2 separate regions of the Mus musculus genome follow, and region 2 is linked to region 1. The links are chromatin loops, found by intact Hi-C in ENCODE. Cell type or tissue: left cerebral cortex. All regions are shown on one strand. Each heading gives the region's core, and the rest is flanking DNA. Links, peaks and the distances in the headings are about the cores only.

Region 1 (8,455 bases), core at 47-8,046:
TTTTTTTTTTTTTTTTAAGATTTATTTATTTATTATATGTAAGTACATTGTAGCTGTCTTCAGACACTCCAGAAGAGGGAATCAGATCTCGTTACAGATGGTTGTGAGCCACCATGTGGTTGCTGGGATTTGAACTCTGGACCTTCGGAAGAGCAGTCGGGTGCTCTTACCCACTGAGCCATCTCACCAGCCCTTGACAGGACTTTCTTATGGTGTGGACACACTAACATTGGGCGAGCAAGATAACCTTAATAAATTGCATATTAGAAAATCCTTTTATTGTACATTTAACACATTAATATGACTTGACTGACACAATGCAGATATTTTTGTTTAAAATGGATTCTCTTTCCCAACTTAATTTTCTGTTTGTTTTTGAGACAGGGTCTCAACTATGTAACTCTGGCTGGCCTGGGACTTACTATGTAGACTAGGCTGGCCTGGAACTCAGAGATCCACTTGACTGTGCCTTCCAGGTGCTGGGATTAAAGGCATGCACCATCACTCACAACTAGGTTTTTTGCCCCCTAACCCCCAATTTTTTTTTCTTGAAAGTCCATTTAAAGAAAAATAATTAGATAAAAGGAAAATTAATGTTTCAATTGGAGGAGCCAAAAATTGTGAGGGTAGTTTTGAAAATGCTTCCCTAGGAGTGATTTGATGGAAGTACTACAGAAGTGCATGCAGTATTGGACTGTGTGAATCCAGCATGCCAGCCCTCAGTTCAGGATCTGTGGGAAGTCATGGCGTTCAGACTTAGGGGGGAAGAGAGTACAAAGAGGAGGACTTAAAACTCCTCTGGCATCCTGATAAAAACACCCTCAAGTGCTAAGGGAGATGGGAAGGGAAGAGTAGCAGCAGTGAGGTGGCCACCTGTCCTTATGCAGAGGTGTACCCCTCAGGTCTGCTGCATCGGTTAGACATCTGTGGAGAAGCAATAAATCAGACATAGTCATATTCGCATAGCTGGTACTTACCTGCTCCTGAGGGTTCACGTCTGCCTTGATGATCTCAGGGCCCTTCAAGCTGAGCCAAGCACTCTGTCTTCTGTGATCCTTAATGCAGGTTAAAGTTGAAGTCACTCTGTGACAGATGGTGCCATTGCGTTATTCAGAGCCCTTAAGTTATTCAAGAACATCCCATGCCAGGTGTGGTGGCGCACGCCTTTAATCCCAGCACTCAGGAGGCAGAGGCAGGCGGATTTCTGAATTCAAGGCCAGCCTGGTCTACAGAGTGAGTTTCAGGACAGCCAGGGCTACACAAAGAAACCCTGTCTCGGAAAACCAAAAAAAAAAACAAAAACAAAAGAACATCCCAGATCTCATTCCTTGAAGCGCCCAGAACAGCTTCTGATTGTCAGGAGGCCTGCTTGAGAATGGTGGATCTTGTTCACCTTTGCCTCTTCTGCTCTGCTGGCTTGGAGTCCTGCTGTGTCTCATGTTAAGTTTGATGAACCATGAGACTGGTGAATGTTGCCACTTAAAACTTTTGTTCCTTTTGTATCCTCCAAGTTCCTCCTCTTACTCTTCTTTCTTTGTTTTAGCCATTGCTCCTGTGCTACCATGGGAATTCACGGCCTTGCCAAACTAATTGCTGATGTGGCCCCCAGTGCCATCCGTGAGAATGACATCAAGAGCTACTTTGGTCGCAAAGTGGCCATCGATGCCTCCATGAGCATCTACCAGTTCCTGATTGCTGTTCGTCAGGGTGGGGATGTGCTGCAGAACGAGGAGGGTGAGACCACCAGCCACCTGATGGGCATGTTCTACCGTACCATCCGCATGATGGAGAATGGCATCAAGCCTGTGTACGTCTTTGATGGCAAACCACCACAGCTGAAGTCAGGCGAGCTGGCCAAGCGCAGTGAGAGGCGCGCCGAGGCTGAGAAGCAACTGCAGCAGGCTCAGGAGGCTGGGATGGAGGAGGAGGTGGAGAAGTTCACCAAGAGGCTCGTGAAGGTCACCAAGCAACACAATGATGAGTGCAAACACCTGCTGAGCCTCATGGGCATCCCTTACCTTGATGCACCCAGCGAGGCAGAGGCCAGCTGTGCTGCCCTGGCAAAGGCTGGCAAAGTCTATGCTGCGGCCACGGAGGACATGGACTGCCTCACTTTTGGCAGCCCCGTGCTAATGCGACACTTAACTGCCAGTGAGGCCAAGAAGCTGCCCATCCAAGAGTTCCATCTGAGCCGCGTCCTGCAGGAGCTGGGTCTGAACCAGGAGCAGTTTGTGGATCTGTGCATCCTGCTGGGTAGCGACTACTGCGAGAGCATCCGTGGCATTGGGCCCAAGCGGGCTGTGGATCTCATCCAGAAACATAAGAGCATCGAGGAGATCGTGAGGCGGCTGGACCCCAGCAAGTACCCCGTTCCAGAGAACTGGCTCCACAAGGAAGCCCAGCAGCTCTTCCTGGAGCCAGAAGTACTGGACCCAGAGTCTGTGGAGCTGAAGTGGAGCGAGCCAAATGAAGAAGAGTTGGTCAAATTTATGTGTGGTGAAAAGCAGTTTTCTGAAGAGCGAATTCGCAGTGGGGTCAAGCGGCTGAGTAAGAGCCGCCAGGGCAGCACCCAGGGACGCCTCGATGATTTCTTCAAGGTGACAGGCTCACTCTCCTCAGCTAAGCGCAAGGAGCCAGAACCCAAGGGGCCTGCTAAGAAGAAAGCAAAGACTGGGGGAGCGGGGAAGTTCCGAAGGGGAAAATAAACCTGTCCTTCCCCTCCACTGTCCTTGACCCCAGGCTGTCTATCTGTTTTGTACCCTCGGCTGCAGCACATCCCTCTTGTCCCTCGTCTTGAGGAGAGTTCATTGCTTCCCAGCGCTGCCCTTCAGAGCTTTCCCTCTCTTGACCCTGTGGCAGGAAGGCCGTAGCTCTGCTTTTTCTCATTTTTAGCTCAGGAAAGATGTCAGGCTCAAACCACTTCTCAGGTTAATGGACACTGTAGTCATTGTTCTGTGCAACTGCGAGCAATGTCTTAAGGAAGAAGAAGATAAAGCCGGGAGCGAGGCTGGAGATAGTTTCCCAGCTGGCCAGCTGGTGGAGGAGAGGTGACTAGAACCTGACTGACTACTGCTCCTTCTAATTTCACTGTGCCCTGAAAGATGCCCATCAGCCTGGGATTCGCTGATGGAAGAACTGCAAAGAGACGAGCAGAGAGAAGTCTGGCTGACAACAGATTTAGTACTGACCAGCTGATTTTTGTGGGCAGAAATTTGAACTTGCTGCCTGCTGAGTCCAGTAGTTGTGCAGGGAGTGAGATGGCAGTGTTTAAGTTTTGATTTGTAGTTTTTTGTTTTTGTCTCTCCCCTCTCCAGTGTTGGGGATTGACCCCAGGGCAAAGGCATTAAGTGTGCCACTGACCTGTGCCTCCAAGTGATGTTCTGACAGCCTTTCTGAGGCAATCAATTGAATTGAGGTTTTGGGAGAAGAAACTGTTGTTCATAGGCTATTTCTATTTTAAAAGATGTGAAGAGAAAAAAAAAACAATAAAATTATAAAAGTGACCAGAATGTGTCTGAATGTTTGAAAACACCCTGAGTGCCTTAGTTTCCTGTAGAATAAATATAATGGTTTCCTTTCCCCCTCTAAAATCCCCTACAGCCTGGCTGGGATTGCCCTGGTAACAAGTGGTTAGTTTAGGACTGACCACAAGGTGGCGCTGTGCCCATGTAAGGTGGCCACAGCAGCTGTGGTGGCACCAGCCTTTTGTACTTAGGAGTTTGCATAGCTTGACTGGATTTCACACGTTCCACCATCTGTGAGATAAAGGAGTCCCCTGGAACAGTCTTGTAGTTTAGATAAACTATCTTATAACATCCAGCCAGGGCTACACAAATCCTGTCTCCACAAACCTATAAAACAAGTAGGTAAATAAAAGAAGCCTTGTTCTTACTGAGATTTCAGGTGTCCGGGAAGAATGAAAGTTTTTGAGTACTAATACATTTAGGTTTTCCCAGAGAACAACAGAGAATGAGCTATGTATATGTTAAAAGGAAATTCACTAAAGTGGCTTACAGGGTGTGGTCCCGATAGCCTAACAATTGGTATCCAACAAGAAAGTCAAGAATTCAGTAGTTTAGTCCACAAGGGATGTCTCAACTGATCTTCAATCTACATGAAGAAGTAGGTTCTAATACCAGAGAAGGGATGTCTCAGCAAGAGGATGCCTGGGCAAGAAGCAAAAGTCTCCATGTCCTTTTGTGTGGGCTGCCACTAGAAGGGGTAGCCCAGAGTTAGGGTGAGTTTTCTACCTCCACACAGACTGGGCCAGCTGCTCGGGTTCTGGTTGCTTCCAGACATGGTCAAGTTGATAAGCCATTATAACTAGTAAAGCTTAGTGGGGGAGCCAGCCTGTGAGCTCTGATCTCACAATTGTGCTATTAACAGCACATAATTAACTTGAAAAGGCCTTGACAACAGCTTGAGTAGAAGACTAATAGCATGGGCCTTCAAGTCCTTTAAATTCCACTATACGGTGGGGGCAGGTGAGCGTGTGGAGGTCAAAGGGCAGCTTTCAGGGATCTTTTACCTGCCATGCCTTTGCACAATGATTTTTAATTTCCTTCCTGGTCATCTGTCCTCGCACCCCCAGCTGCTGTGCCTCCAACACACACATACATACACTCAGGGTCTCACTATGTATCCCTGGCCGGTCTGGAACTCAGACCAGAAATTCCGCCTTGAATTCATACTGTTTCCCAAAGAAGTCTTGGGTGAATGTAGACACTGTTTTATCCTGAGAGCAGAGCACTTATTTTGTTCTCTGCTCTCGCAGTTGATGAGTGGAACTGACTTTACCAGATTAAATTTGAGTTGTCCCCCCCCCCCCCCACCATTCCATAATTTGATTCTAAATGTGCAGTGGCAATGAGCTGAGTGCCAAGGCTGCACTGCCTGAGCGCAGTGGCCTTTAGGGGCTTGTATCCCGTGGTCGGCAAGCATTTAGAGGTCTGGCTTGCTTTTAAATTTGAACTTCGTAGCCCTTTCTAATTGTGCTGATTTGTGCTTGGCCCTGTGAATGTTCTGCTGTTTCACTCAGCTGAAGTTCAATAGTTAAGAGGCGTTGCAGTTAAGAGGCATGGCTCTGCAGTCTGATCGAGACAGTGTTGGCAAAGAGACTTATAGCTAAAACCATGCTGAAATTCCAAATAGGTACGAAGGGAGAAATAATTCAAGATGGAAAGTTGAAGACTGAACTGTGAGATCTATGAGATCCGGCAGGAGTACCGCAGCAGTACAGTGTCTCTACAGATGGGCACTGGGATGAACCTGGCCTTGTCAGACCACCCTTACATGGGAGTCACAGTCCTGCCCAGGTTATACAAGGGAACTGGCAGTGAGTCATGTTCCCAAGGGAGCTGAGCTCACAGGTAGGAAGGGACCTAGCAGTAGTAGCAGGGATCTTGTGTATATTTATGTGGGTACATGTTCCTGCATGTTTGAATGTCAAAAAGGCCAGAGGGTCAGCAACTGTCTGCTTTAACCCTTAATCACGCCACCTGAGTTTTTACTGAACCTGAAGCCTACCAATTTGCCGAAGGTGGTTGGCCAGCAAGCTCCAAGGATGCACCTCTGCTAATGCTGGGTTATAGAGCTCCACCCCTGGCATTTACATGGGTCCTGGGGATCGGAACTTGGATAGGAAGTGCCTTACCAGCTTGGATAGGAAGTGCCTTACCAGCTGAGGCAGCTCCCCTTCTCTGCACCAGGGCATCGGGTAGGCATGTGCAGACAAGCAGCGCGGATTTCAAATGAATAACAACATTCTTTTGGTCCAAATTAAATTTTATTTTTTAGCTTCACCAGGATGTGGTAACAGCATTGGCACACACAGATACTGACATTAGGCTCAATTAAGTGAGATGCCGGTGGGACAGGAAGTAGGAAGATGAAGGTAATAAAGACAGACATGGAAGCTAGAGTTAAGTTTGGATATTCTGCCACTTTCTACAATAGCAGAGGTGACTTTCCCTCTAACGCGGTTTTCTTATCTGTCAGTGGATTTGAGATGCCTCACTTTACCTCTGTAACATTCTGAGGCTTGTCACTCAATGTCCCCCGTGTCACAGTGAAGGCTGAGAAGAGAAGGCCACAGTGGTTCAGATGCTCTGAAGACCTGGTCTTGGTACAACAGAGCTCACTGGTATTTGCCCAGACTGGCAGTTGAAGGTCAAAGCCAGTGAGTGGGTTAGACAGACTGGTAGTGCCACCTCCTTACCCCGGGTGGCAGGGAACGGGCACGGGGAGGGGTCTGCACCTATTCTGAAGAAGGAGCCATAAAGGCAGCACTCTTTAATCCTGATTTTTCCTACACAGTCTGTTTCAAACAGGTTTTCAATCAGGGCCAACCACTGGCAAAGATCTGTGCTTTTCTGCAACCTGCCTGTCTCTACACCAGACTCCAACATCCCTTAACACCCTCATCTTGACCACAAACACGCACTGCACTTTGCCTTCTTGAGGTTTTCTCTTCCCAGACAGGTGGGTCATCATGCTTCCAGTAGAATCTCTTGAGCAGACAACAATGCCCAGGGGTTTGGGGAACAAGAGCATGAAAGTGGACATACAGGTTAGGTCTCTCCGGGCATGTTCCTATATTCTCCGGAACATATCTTTTACCAACCAGAAGATTACAAAACCCTATTTTATTGTTAGACCGGCACACTTTGTCAGAAGTTACCCTAAATTTCTATCCAGCATCCAGTAGAGTAAGACACTTGAACGAGTAGACAGAGGAGCTGCCTCGCTGCAGCAGTGATGTTCACAGACCTTAGTGTTTCTAACCTTCCTGTTTGTGACATGGAACTGTGCTATACAATGCTGGAACGTGACATAGGGAACAGGGATTCTGAGTCTGCACAGAGCCCTGGCACTCTGGTGGAAGCCTCAGTCACTTTTGTTGACAACTGTTTTGTTGAACTTAGAATTACAGGCTGGGGAGCAAAAGGAAACTATGGGAATAGTGTTCAGTGGGAGGGAAGACCTCACTCTTTGTTTATGTTCTTTCTCCTTGGGGACCGATTAGAAGAGATGAATCAACAGAGTTTCAAAGGCCAGTATCTGCCATCCGTTTTGTCAAGAGCTAAGATCTAATGTTCTCTCTGGAACCTGGATGGAATGAGACCCAAGAATTGCGTGTGCCAGGACCTTCCAGGGCCAAATGCCTCCCAAACCACAGTCCTGGCCTTTGTCCTGCCTGCTTCTGAAACTGAAAAACAGCTTCTCCCAGCAGCCAGAGGCAGACACGGTCACACCCAGCCCTCAGCAGCAAGCTGTGCTCCTGGGCAGGGAGTTGTGCCAGGCCTCAGAATTCTATGCATGAATGCCCTCTTTCTAAATCATGTTCGAAGGAGTTGCACTGTTCCTCAGAGACTAACAAGGAGGGTGGAGAGTCAGATAGCCCAGTGAGATGGGCTCATACTTTACAAGAGGGGTTATCTAGTGTGGGGTCCCTACTTCATGCAGAGCTCTGTAGGTACCACCATTTGTCCCCCTCCCCTGCCAAAGTAGAAGAAATAACAGTTTTGAATTCCTGCTTCAACAGCTCTCCCCTCCCTCAAGTTTGGTACCCAGAAGGCAAGGGGGAGGGGCGCAGATGTGAGTACGAATATCCATGTTCCCTAACCTTTTAAACATTAGATTCATAGTGGCATTGTCCCTCCAACTCCTGCTTTGGCTCCAGGTGTCCTCTTCCTCCTCCATATGGAGGTCTGCTGCTGCTATTGGTGAAGGTAAGCGTCCAACCAGAGTTGCCCTGACTCCTTCAGGGAGCTATAGGGACAATAGGAGCAGATAGTGAGGGAGGCTGAGCCACTCACCTGCAGATAGGTCCCCTTCCCCTCAGAGGCTTTACCCACTTGCTTAGAGGAAGTCGGGCTGGTCATGGACCAACACACCGTGCCATTGGCCTGGCGGTGCCATTGCTGATGACCAGGAATCTTTCCTGTGACTCCCCACCCCACCGCAGGCCGCATGCCCATCACCGTGGCTTTCCTCCTCACTGCCAGCTTCCCAGGCTCATACTCACTAAACAATGTCCGCGAAGGCTGTGAGCAGGGGCTTGGACTCATACTTGATGCCGTACTTGGCGCACAGGGATTGTACTAGGGGTGCCACCTTGTGGTAGTTGTGCCGCGGCATGGTGGGGAAGAGGCTTTGGGGACAGCAGAGTAGTCAGTGGCTTCTGCTTCCCTATCCATTCCCCGCCTTTGCACCACCCCTGTTTCCTAGGTCTCTCTACTCACTGGTGTTCAATCTGGAAATTTAGGTGGCCACTGAACCAGTTGTTGAAGGCTGATTGGTGAACGTTGCAGGTTGCCTGCAGCTGGGGGAGAAAGTAGAGGGAGGGCAGGTCTCCATGTCAGAGTGCTGGGTCTTCCCTGGGGAGGCTGTGTGGAACTATTCCCCTATCTCTGGTCACCCCCTCAGTGGGAGAAGTCTCAAGATAACAAGGTTT
Region 2 (8,455 bases), core at 407-8,406, 140 kb after region 1:
ATCCTCTGGCCAGTTCCAGATGCTTGGTCTAGAGAATGTGGACCTTGCAGGAGAGCCCCTGAGCAGCTCTCCCCAGGATAGAGCTGCCAATCTAGCCAGCACTTGGCTTCTTTTTGGCTCATCCCTGTCTTTACAGATGTTTGTTTGCTTGTTTGTTTTAGCTGTTGTGTTAACATTTCCTACAGAATTCTTCTTAATAGGAGAGTAGCAGAGGGCTGGCTGGGTCTTAGGACAATCCATCTTTACTAGATGTCCCTTGCCCTTCAGGTAGAGCTAGGCTTCGCCTTCAAGGCCACAGTATACGCTGTGGCTTGAGGTTGCTGCTATCAGAAAGGCAGGAAAAACAGGGTAGGGTGTGAGGTCTCAGGAGGGCTGTTGGGGGTACCCAGTGAGGCTCAAGCAGGAGTGTAGAGGGAAGAGGAGGCTGAGGGCATGAGGGAAATGTGAGGGCAGGTGGGAGGGGGGACGTCGGCTATAGCAGGAGGGGACCCACGCTATGTCATTCTGAGGTCTAACTGGACTAACCAACCAATATGTAAACTGGAGGAAAAGGCTGGGCCTGCACAGGGCAAGCCCTCTAGGACTCCATGAGCCAAGAGAGACCAGTTGGTATTGTTCCACAGAGGCAGAGAACCCATAGGAGATGGCAGTCATTTGTATCATCTTGTTCCCCGCCTCTACTTTTTTGGGAAATAAAAAAAAAAAAGTAATTTTATTCTCACTTGCCTGTAGTTCAGCAAGATCAATGGATGGCTAGTGTTCCTGTATGCTGATGTCACAGGTGTGGTAATGCAGGGTCTGGGAGGAAGGGCGGTGCTGCCCCACAAGAGCAGGGCCTGACTGTTAAGGCGAGTGGTGAACAGAACCCTCCCTGGTCCTCTCTCTAAGAGGACGGTGACGGGTCTGGAGACTGAGGCTTTTATTTTGTGTTGCTGTGCCCATGTGGAGTCTCTACAGCCTAGGGAAGGTCTATATCGTTCCAGCCCTGGTTACAGTTCCTACGCCCTGGTCTGACCTCCAGCCTGGGAAGCCAGAGTCATCTGCACCTGAGGTACCTGCCCAATTCACCTTGCAATTGGACCCATGCTGCATCCATCTCGGAACAGGCTCAAAGGGCCATGTCACTCCAGAGGTGTCAGAAGAGCCATCAGGCATGGGGTGGCCAATACTCCCGAGGTTTCTGTTGGCCTTGTAGCTGCTCCCAGCAAGGTTGGGGAGTGCTCCAGCAAAGATCTCATCTCCATAGGTGACCAGAACCTATCCATATAAGTATGGAGGGATAGTAGGAAGTCTGTGGGGGGTGATTCCCAGTGACCACACTGTAACTAGTACAAGGCTTGGGATGGCAGACATTGTCACTGATCCTCTGAGTGGCCCTGCGTGAGTCTTCCTCCACCTCATCTCCAGGGTACTCACTGCCACAGTTTCCTCCTTGAGGAAAAGAAATCATGGGATAGAATGCCTCCAAGGCTGATTTCTGTCAGTCTCCAAGAGCCTTGGCTTCACCTGACTGATAAGCCCCCTGGAGACTTTGGTGATGGCAGACTTGTTTGAACACACCTTCAGAACTTACCTATGTTTGTCTTCCACTTGCTGCTTGGGCAGGACCTGGCCCCCCAATACCCAGAATGCCTCAGGCCAAACCCTGCCAACTGTGAATGTGGGGTCTATGGCAGCTGACACCCAGAGATCTGGGGAGTGGGAGGGTGACTGAAGGGAACCCGGCAGGGATAGGTGTCTCAGATGTGAAGGTAAATTTAGGCTCACATCCATGAGCTTGTGTTTTCTCATATACACTCCTAGCTTCTGCCTTGAGCGCTACCTAAGGTCCAGAGCAGAAGACATACATCCCTGCTCTCTACATGAATAGCTCCTCTCTTGTTACAGTGCTCAACTGAGGCTATTGGCCAATATCCCCAAAGTTGTGGGGTGGGTTCTGTCCCCTAACAAGTCATGGACTTCTCTAATATTTAAAAGCCCAGCCTAATGAAACCCTAACATCTCACAGGCCAAGAAGCTGACACCAGAGAGGGGAAGATACTCACCCTGAGGCAGCACAGTGTCAGCAGAAGAATCAGAGCATACATGGGGAATACCAGTTGGCTGGGCCATCTCTTCCCCTTTACCCCATCATACCAAATGTCATATTGTACGGGAGGCTGGCCCCAGGGGTAGAGGCAGGCAGTGGGGCAGTTAGTTCAGGTGAAAGAGATGATCAGGAATGAGGTGCTATTGAAAACAAAACCCCTACTATCTTTGAGGTAGTATGAGCTTATGCCAGACAGCAGACTCAGAGGCTTCTCTGGGGCTGTTGGAGCAGCCTGAACATCTGTGCGTGTCTATCTGTGTGTATAACTGGAAGCCCAGAGGTTTCTGTACGTGTCTGTCTGTGTGTATAGCTGGAGGAGCCCTCGGGGCCACTGGGAGGGAGGAGAAGGCCTCAGGCAAGAAGGTCATGGAACAGAAGGAGATTACAGCCACTTGGGAAACCATACCTTGGGCCTCTTGCGGCTCAGCTGGCTTGGAAAGTACTGTTCAGAGGACAGCTGCTGCTGTGAGATAGATCACACAGCAGTGGGTCCCAGCAGGTCATCTGGTGACCTGCGAATGGGCTGGAGGAAAAGACTTGCTGTACGATCTGGACACTGGTGTTCTTTTGACTGACAGGACTGCGCATTTCTAGGCAGACTGGGTTCACAGATAAATGAAACATAAAATTGCCCAGTGTCTCAGGACTTCACAGTGGCTCCACTGCCTCCTGCCAGAATCAAGCCTTTTTCTTTTTTTCTTTCTTTTTTTTGGGGGTGGGGGGGTGGGGGTGGGGTGGGGACTTGGAAGGCACTTAATTGGGTTTTGCTTCAAACCATTTGGTTCAAGAGCTAATAATGCCTAAAGGGAGCTAGTAACAGGAAACAGGGCTTGGAAAGTACTGGTGTCTTTAAGAACACAGTATGTTTTAAGGACAAAGTATGTTTACACATCGTTCTTTCGCAAGGCCTTTATCTCCCCACCGCCAGCCGCACCCACAAAGGCAGAGGCTGGTTCGTGGGAGCTGGCCACTGGAGTCTCTTAGCTATTGGTTGACCGAAAGGACAAACAAGCCGTGACTTCCCTCTGGAACCTTTCTTTCTGGATTCAGGACTGTTGGACAGAAAATAGAAAGGGAGACAGTGGGGTCTTTCAAAGGTACTACCATGGCCTTTTCCTGTCCTCTTGATAAGTGTGGTCTGTGATCTCTACAGGAAGACGGACTCAGGTGAGTGGAGGTGACCCACTGCCAGGAGCTATAGCATAGATGACAGGGGAAGGTGGGACAAAAATGACCTATCAGTAATGGGCTCTGGGTAGAAGGAAGAGACCTAAAGGCAGGGGTCTCTGCAGGGTATTTTATTGGATAACTCTGGATTTGGAGGGAAAGAGCACATTCCCCATGGCTACCACTAGGGGCAGCATGAAACACAGTCCAAGCTGCAGTCAGTCATGTGGATACCCGTGGATGGTGCTGCAGGCTGGGTGATTTCCTCTGAGCAAGACACATCTCTAAGCACGTCAGAGACACCAACAGAAATCTGACTTTGCCAGAGTGGAGACCAAGTGCTTTCAGACAGTATGCTGAGGGAATGCCATATCTATGTGGGACTAGGATCATCAAAGTTTGGATAGGAAAGGGGACTTCTGCAGGGAACGGAAGTACAGAAAGATGGTGTGATACACTCTGGGTATAAGAAATTTGCTTTTGAGGCAAGAAGTAGTGGTGTGTGTGTGTTAGAGCTTGACTCGGCGAACACATGCTAGAAGACTTCCTACTGAGTTACATCCCCAGACCCTTAAAATATTTATTATCATCTCAAACAGGATTTTAATAAGTCGCCTTGGCTGCCTTTGAACTTGTGATCCTTCTGTTAAGTACCTTGGACTACAAGTATATATAACAGGGCTTAGAAGTAGCTTTCAAGGGATCTTCAGCCCTTACCTGAGGAAGAAAATAAAGTCCAGAGAAAGCAAAGGGCTTGTCTCAGAGAACAAAACAGTTTAGCCCAGAGGCATGGGGTCATACGCATAAAGCTTTTAAATACATTTCTGCCTTTTGGCGCAAGCCTTTCTAGGGCATCCTTTTTATTTCTCATCGCGTTGAAAGCGACACTTTGGATTTACTTTGGATTTAAGAGCTTGAATTCCTTCCTTGAGGTCAAGCAGCCTTAAGTCCTAGCAGACACGTGACTTAGCCCCATCCACCTAATCCCAGGGAAGGGAGAGCTGAATGGAACAGAGCAAGGGAGGTACCCAGACGCGATGGGACCTCTCCTTCCCTCGCTTTATCCAGGAGGCTTCACTGGTACTCCCCTAGGCAAGGAGGCCACAGGGAGTGGAGAGAGGGTGGGGTAGTCCCCACAGCTGGTGATGAGGCCTCAGCTCCTACAGGAGATGCCCAGTTTAGCATTTCTGCTGGGATTGCTACAGCCTAAAGCTTCTGAGACCTCTTTAAAGATCTGTAGCCCAGCTTGGAGCCATGGGGTGTCGGTGCTGGGGCTGACAGAGTCCACTGTCCCCTCTCCTCTCTCACCAAACTTGGGTTTAGGACAGTAGTAGAGTACTTGCCTAGCATGCCTACAGCACTGAGTTGGATGTAAAGCACTAGGGAAGGGGTGCCTTCCCAGATTGCAGTGCTTAGCTTGAAGGGAGCATCCTTAACACTTTGGGGAGAGAATCAAGATAAAGCAAAACTTCTGCCTTGAGCTGTTCAAAGGTTGATAGTGCAGTCAACTGTCAACTGTACCCATTGTCCAGATGAAGATCCTGAGGCCAAGTGAGAGGTTAGTTCCTGCTCAAGAAATAGTCCTTATATTTAAAGGACTTAGGGACAGAATGGCCACACTTGAGTCACTGCATATTCAGCACAACTGTTATGCAATACCCAGTGTAGCAGAGCTCCCACTACTGGGCTCTCCTGCATAGAGGGCTGTAGAAAGCCAGTATAGATATATAGGCTTTCCCATCCCATAATCCAGAGGCTCCTGCAGATGTGATCCTTAACCATAGGCTCTTGAGTACATAACTCCCCCCGGGATGCTGCTCAGTGTAGGAACAAACCATGGGGTAGAGTAGCTGTTGCCTCCATGACCCAGAGCACCCAGGGTGGAGAGGAACTCCTTACATTCCATCCCAGCTCCACAATGATGGCCCTTCCACCAAGTCTGAAGCAGATTTGGCTCCAAAATTCATGAAAGTCCAACACTTGGCTCCATGTGTCTGGGTTGCTTTTTATATAAAAATAACAAGTTTTCCTTCCAGTTCTTGCTCTAGGAAAACATGCTATGCTCACCGTGTCATTTTAAGTATGTTCCCTCCACCCTGGTCCTGTTGGACATGTGCCATGGCCATAGGATTGCTGACCAGAAAATGCTGAGGACTGAGGAAAGCCAGCAGGACCAGGCGGGCAGACAGGCTGCCCCAGCAGGGGGTGAGGATGACTGTCAATCTTGCCCAGTGACTCGGTGACTGCTGGAGTCTGGACCCTTACCCCTTCACCACCCATAAGGGTGCTGCCTTCATTGATGGAGGTATGCATCCAGCCAGATGTCGCCAGACTTCTTCAGGGACCTGAGAGGTGGGGATGGGGATCAGAGACTCAACTGGGAGGTATTAGTATCCCCCTGTGTCCCATAAGGAGTGTTAGAGTGAAGACATTCTTGTGAGTCCCCCGCCCCGCGCGCCCCCCTCCCTGCTCGGGACAGGCAGCTGTGTGAGGCCAGGTACTCATTAACCAGAGTGGAATCTGGACTGCAACAAGGAGGTGAGTGGCAGGTGGCCAAGTCCAGTTGTGAGCCTCAGTGGGCCTGGCCATCGTTCACCCTGTTGCCTCTCCCTGTTGGACTCTGCAACCCAAAAATGTGGGACACAGAAGCTGCTCCATCAGGATGCCAAAGACAAGTACTGAGGCCAGGAAAAGAACACTATATAGGTGTCTGCAGGTCGAGTATCCAACCTCTGTTCCCACTTCCAAGGCTACTTCTGGGAACTGAGCCCGGACAAGTACAGGCACTTTAGCTTTACCATTTCTGCTTTCACCCTTGCTCAGAATGCATGTCCATTTAGGGCATCTTTGCCACATTTGAAAGCCAGGTGGTCTCTCCTCCACTTAGTGGCCCTCCCACAAATCAGCACACTCCTGTCCCAGGGCCTCTATCTGGAATACTCTTCAGCTAGGTGCCCTCTACCCAGTGGCCAGTTGTCTCCCTGCTTCTCGCCTCTGCTTACACATCACCTTTGCCATACTTTACACCTGCTATGCCATAAACAATACCACACTCTACCTGCCCTCTGCATCCCCTCTCCTGCCTCCAGACTAGGTTTTCATTCTCATTGTGTTATTAAAAAGGTTCTCACGCTCTGTCATGTGCTCCTTGGCTAACCACTAACATTCCTTCTCGTCCCACTCAATGTGTGTTTATGTGTGTTTGTCTCTCACTCAACCTAAAGCTCACTGGCCAGTAAGTCCCAGGAATCCCTATTTCTGCCTTCCGGTCCTGGGATGACAGTACTGGCACATGCCACCATTCCTGGATTTTTACATGGGTGCTGGGGATTCGAACTCAGGTCCTCATCAATTACAAGGAAAGCACTTTACCCACTGACCCCTCTCCCCAGCCCTACAGTGCTTGCTTTCTGTTTCAACTAGAACATAGGCTCCAGCTCCCAGGACACAGGAACATCTCAGACTGTCTGACTCACTGCCATATTTGTAAAACTGCATGAGTAAGTCCTCCATGCTGTGGGGAAAGGAGAGCACTGGCTAATCAGGAAAGCTCTAGGAAGTCAGTTCTTAGGAAGGGCCCCCTCTGAGGGCAGGCGTACAGAAGATCAGTACAGGAGTAAGCATGGAGCCTTCGAAGAGACTAGTACATGCAGCCTGAGGGGCCCAGGTACAGCCTTACCCGATGATATCCACCAGAGCGGTGAGGAAAGGCTTCACCTCGTAGTGTAGGCCGTGCTTGGCGCAGAACGCCTTGACCAGGGGGGCCACCCTCCGGTAGTTGTGCCTTGGCATCGTGGGGAAGAGGCTGGAAAGGCAGGCAGATCTGAGTAGGGAGCTGAACCATGCCTCACCTCATCTTCCAGGGATCCCTCAGAGGGGAGTCCTGAGCCCTGGCTTTGGTCTCACCCAGCAAGCCCTCCAGGCCACACTCACTGGTGCTCAATCTGGAAATTGAGGTGCCCGCTGAACCAGTCAATGAAGAGCGAAGGTTCCACATTGCAGGTGGCTGCCAGCTGCAGGGTCAGGAGAGGTGCAAGGGAGAGACGCTGGCTTAGAACCTTGACCCCACCACCTGGCAGCCTCAGCAGGGCCTGGTCCCTCCCCGGCTAGCATATCCTCCCACCAGGCTCTCCAGTTCCTACCTGAGAGCTTGCCCAGTCCCGATGCTTTTCATGGCCAATCTCCTTGGGGATGTGGTTCATCTGCGTGATCCACACGAACCAGTGGCTCTCCAGCACCCTGTGAGGAAGGCTTCAGTACTACAGCGTCCTTAGTTAGGCTAAGCCCATGCCAACCTTTCTCAAGAGGGTCACCCACAGAGCCGCGGCCAAGCCGAGCTTGTTTCCTCAGACCTGCCAGCCCCAGGGTCTGGCCGCTCTGCTAGTGTTTGATTATGTACAGCAGGCACCTGAAGAGGTGGTGCTGCCACCCATCCTGCAGAGGGACAACAGACTGAACAAGGAGGGCTGTGGTCGAGGTCCCCTGCCACCTGTGTGAGACCTCCCAACTCCCCGTCACTCTGAGTCTGGGCATACCTGACAGCAACAAAGAGGAGCAGTGTCCCAGTGGCACCATAGAAGGGAGAGTAGGACAAGAAAAAGCGGGAGTAGAAACTGGCAGCCCACAGCAAGTCCTGCGAGGAGGATAGAGGCAGTGTTGAGTAGCCTCCATGGGCTGGGGACCTGGGAGGCAGGAGGAAGGGCTGGGCTCATTCAACTCATTTGCTTCAGGGTTCTGCCCCTCAATGGGCTTCTGCTACTATGGCTGAGTAAAAGAACAGGGGTCCACACCTTATCACCAGGTAGGACTGACCGTGGCAGTGACCTTGAAGGGTGCATTAGGGTAGCCTGTGCCTGGGACACAGATGCTTGTCAGTCAATCCAGTGATTCTACCCAGGGGGGGCCAGGAGGGCTCTTCCACAGTGCATACAAATCACATCAATGCACACACATACACTCATTCACCCTCAGGGATGGAGAGTGCTCTCGCCTGAAGCACTCTCCCAGAAAGCTACATGCCTGGGGTCCTGAGCAGTACCTACTCACCGTCCACTGCATGCACACCAGCATGTACGCCAGATTTTCAACTTCAAAGTTCACCAAGGTGAGCAGCGGAGGGCCAACTGCAAGAAGGGAACACAAGGGCATGGGGGAACAGGGATGGGTTACCCAAGTGGTGTGGGTGGAGAAGAGGAGGAA

Evidence for each region. Hi-C counts contacts between places; a loop is a spot of excess contacts. Peaks named below come from ENCODE experiments on the same cell type or tissue, not always from the same donor. Only the 100,000 strongest peaks of a DNase experiment are listed, where the experiment ranks them.
Region 2: a loop joins it to region 1, with 2.7 times the contacts of the local background. A loop is called at or near these places in 5 of 42 quality-filtered maps.

The regions. Positions count from the first base shown.
Region 1 is chr19:10,194,186-10,202,640 of GRCm38, reverse strand. Fads1 (fatty acid desaturase 1) reads right to left here. Exons shown (of 12, transcript NM_146094.2): 10 at 8,244-8,323; 11 at 8,027-8,152; 12 at 5,767-7,770. The coding sequence ends at 7,719. Fen1 (flap structure specific endonuclease 1) reads left to right here. Exons shown (of 3, transcript NM_007999.6): 3 at 1,544-3,509. The coding sequence starts at 1,563. The coding sequence ends at 2,705. Among named protein-coding and RNA genes, the nearest start is that of Tmem258, 5.8 kb to the left of the region's middle. In left cerebral cortex, for the core only: a CTCF peak has its summit at 3,650 (motif pointing right); a DNase peak (open chromatin) is centred at 3,659.
Region 2 is chr19:10,055,031-10,063,485 of GRCm38, reverse strand. It overlaps Fads3 (fatty acid desaturase 3), which reads right to left. Exons shown (of 12, transcript NM_021890.3): 7 at 8,303-8,379; 8 at 7,792-7,889; 9 at 7,399-7,495; 10 at 7,190-7,269; 11 at 6,936-7,061; 12 at 3,815-5,601. The coding sequence ends at 5,550. It overlaps Fads2 (fatty acid desaturase 2), which reads left to right. Exons shown (of 12, transcript NM_019699.2): 12 at 1-721. Among named protein-coding and RNA genes, the nearest start is that of Gm29917, 11 kb to the right of the region's middle. In left cerebral cortex, for the core only: CTCF peaks have their summits at 3,445 and 7,471; a DNase peak (open chromatin) is centred at 3,501; H3K27ac peaks cover 366 bases.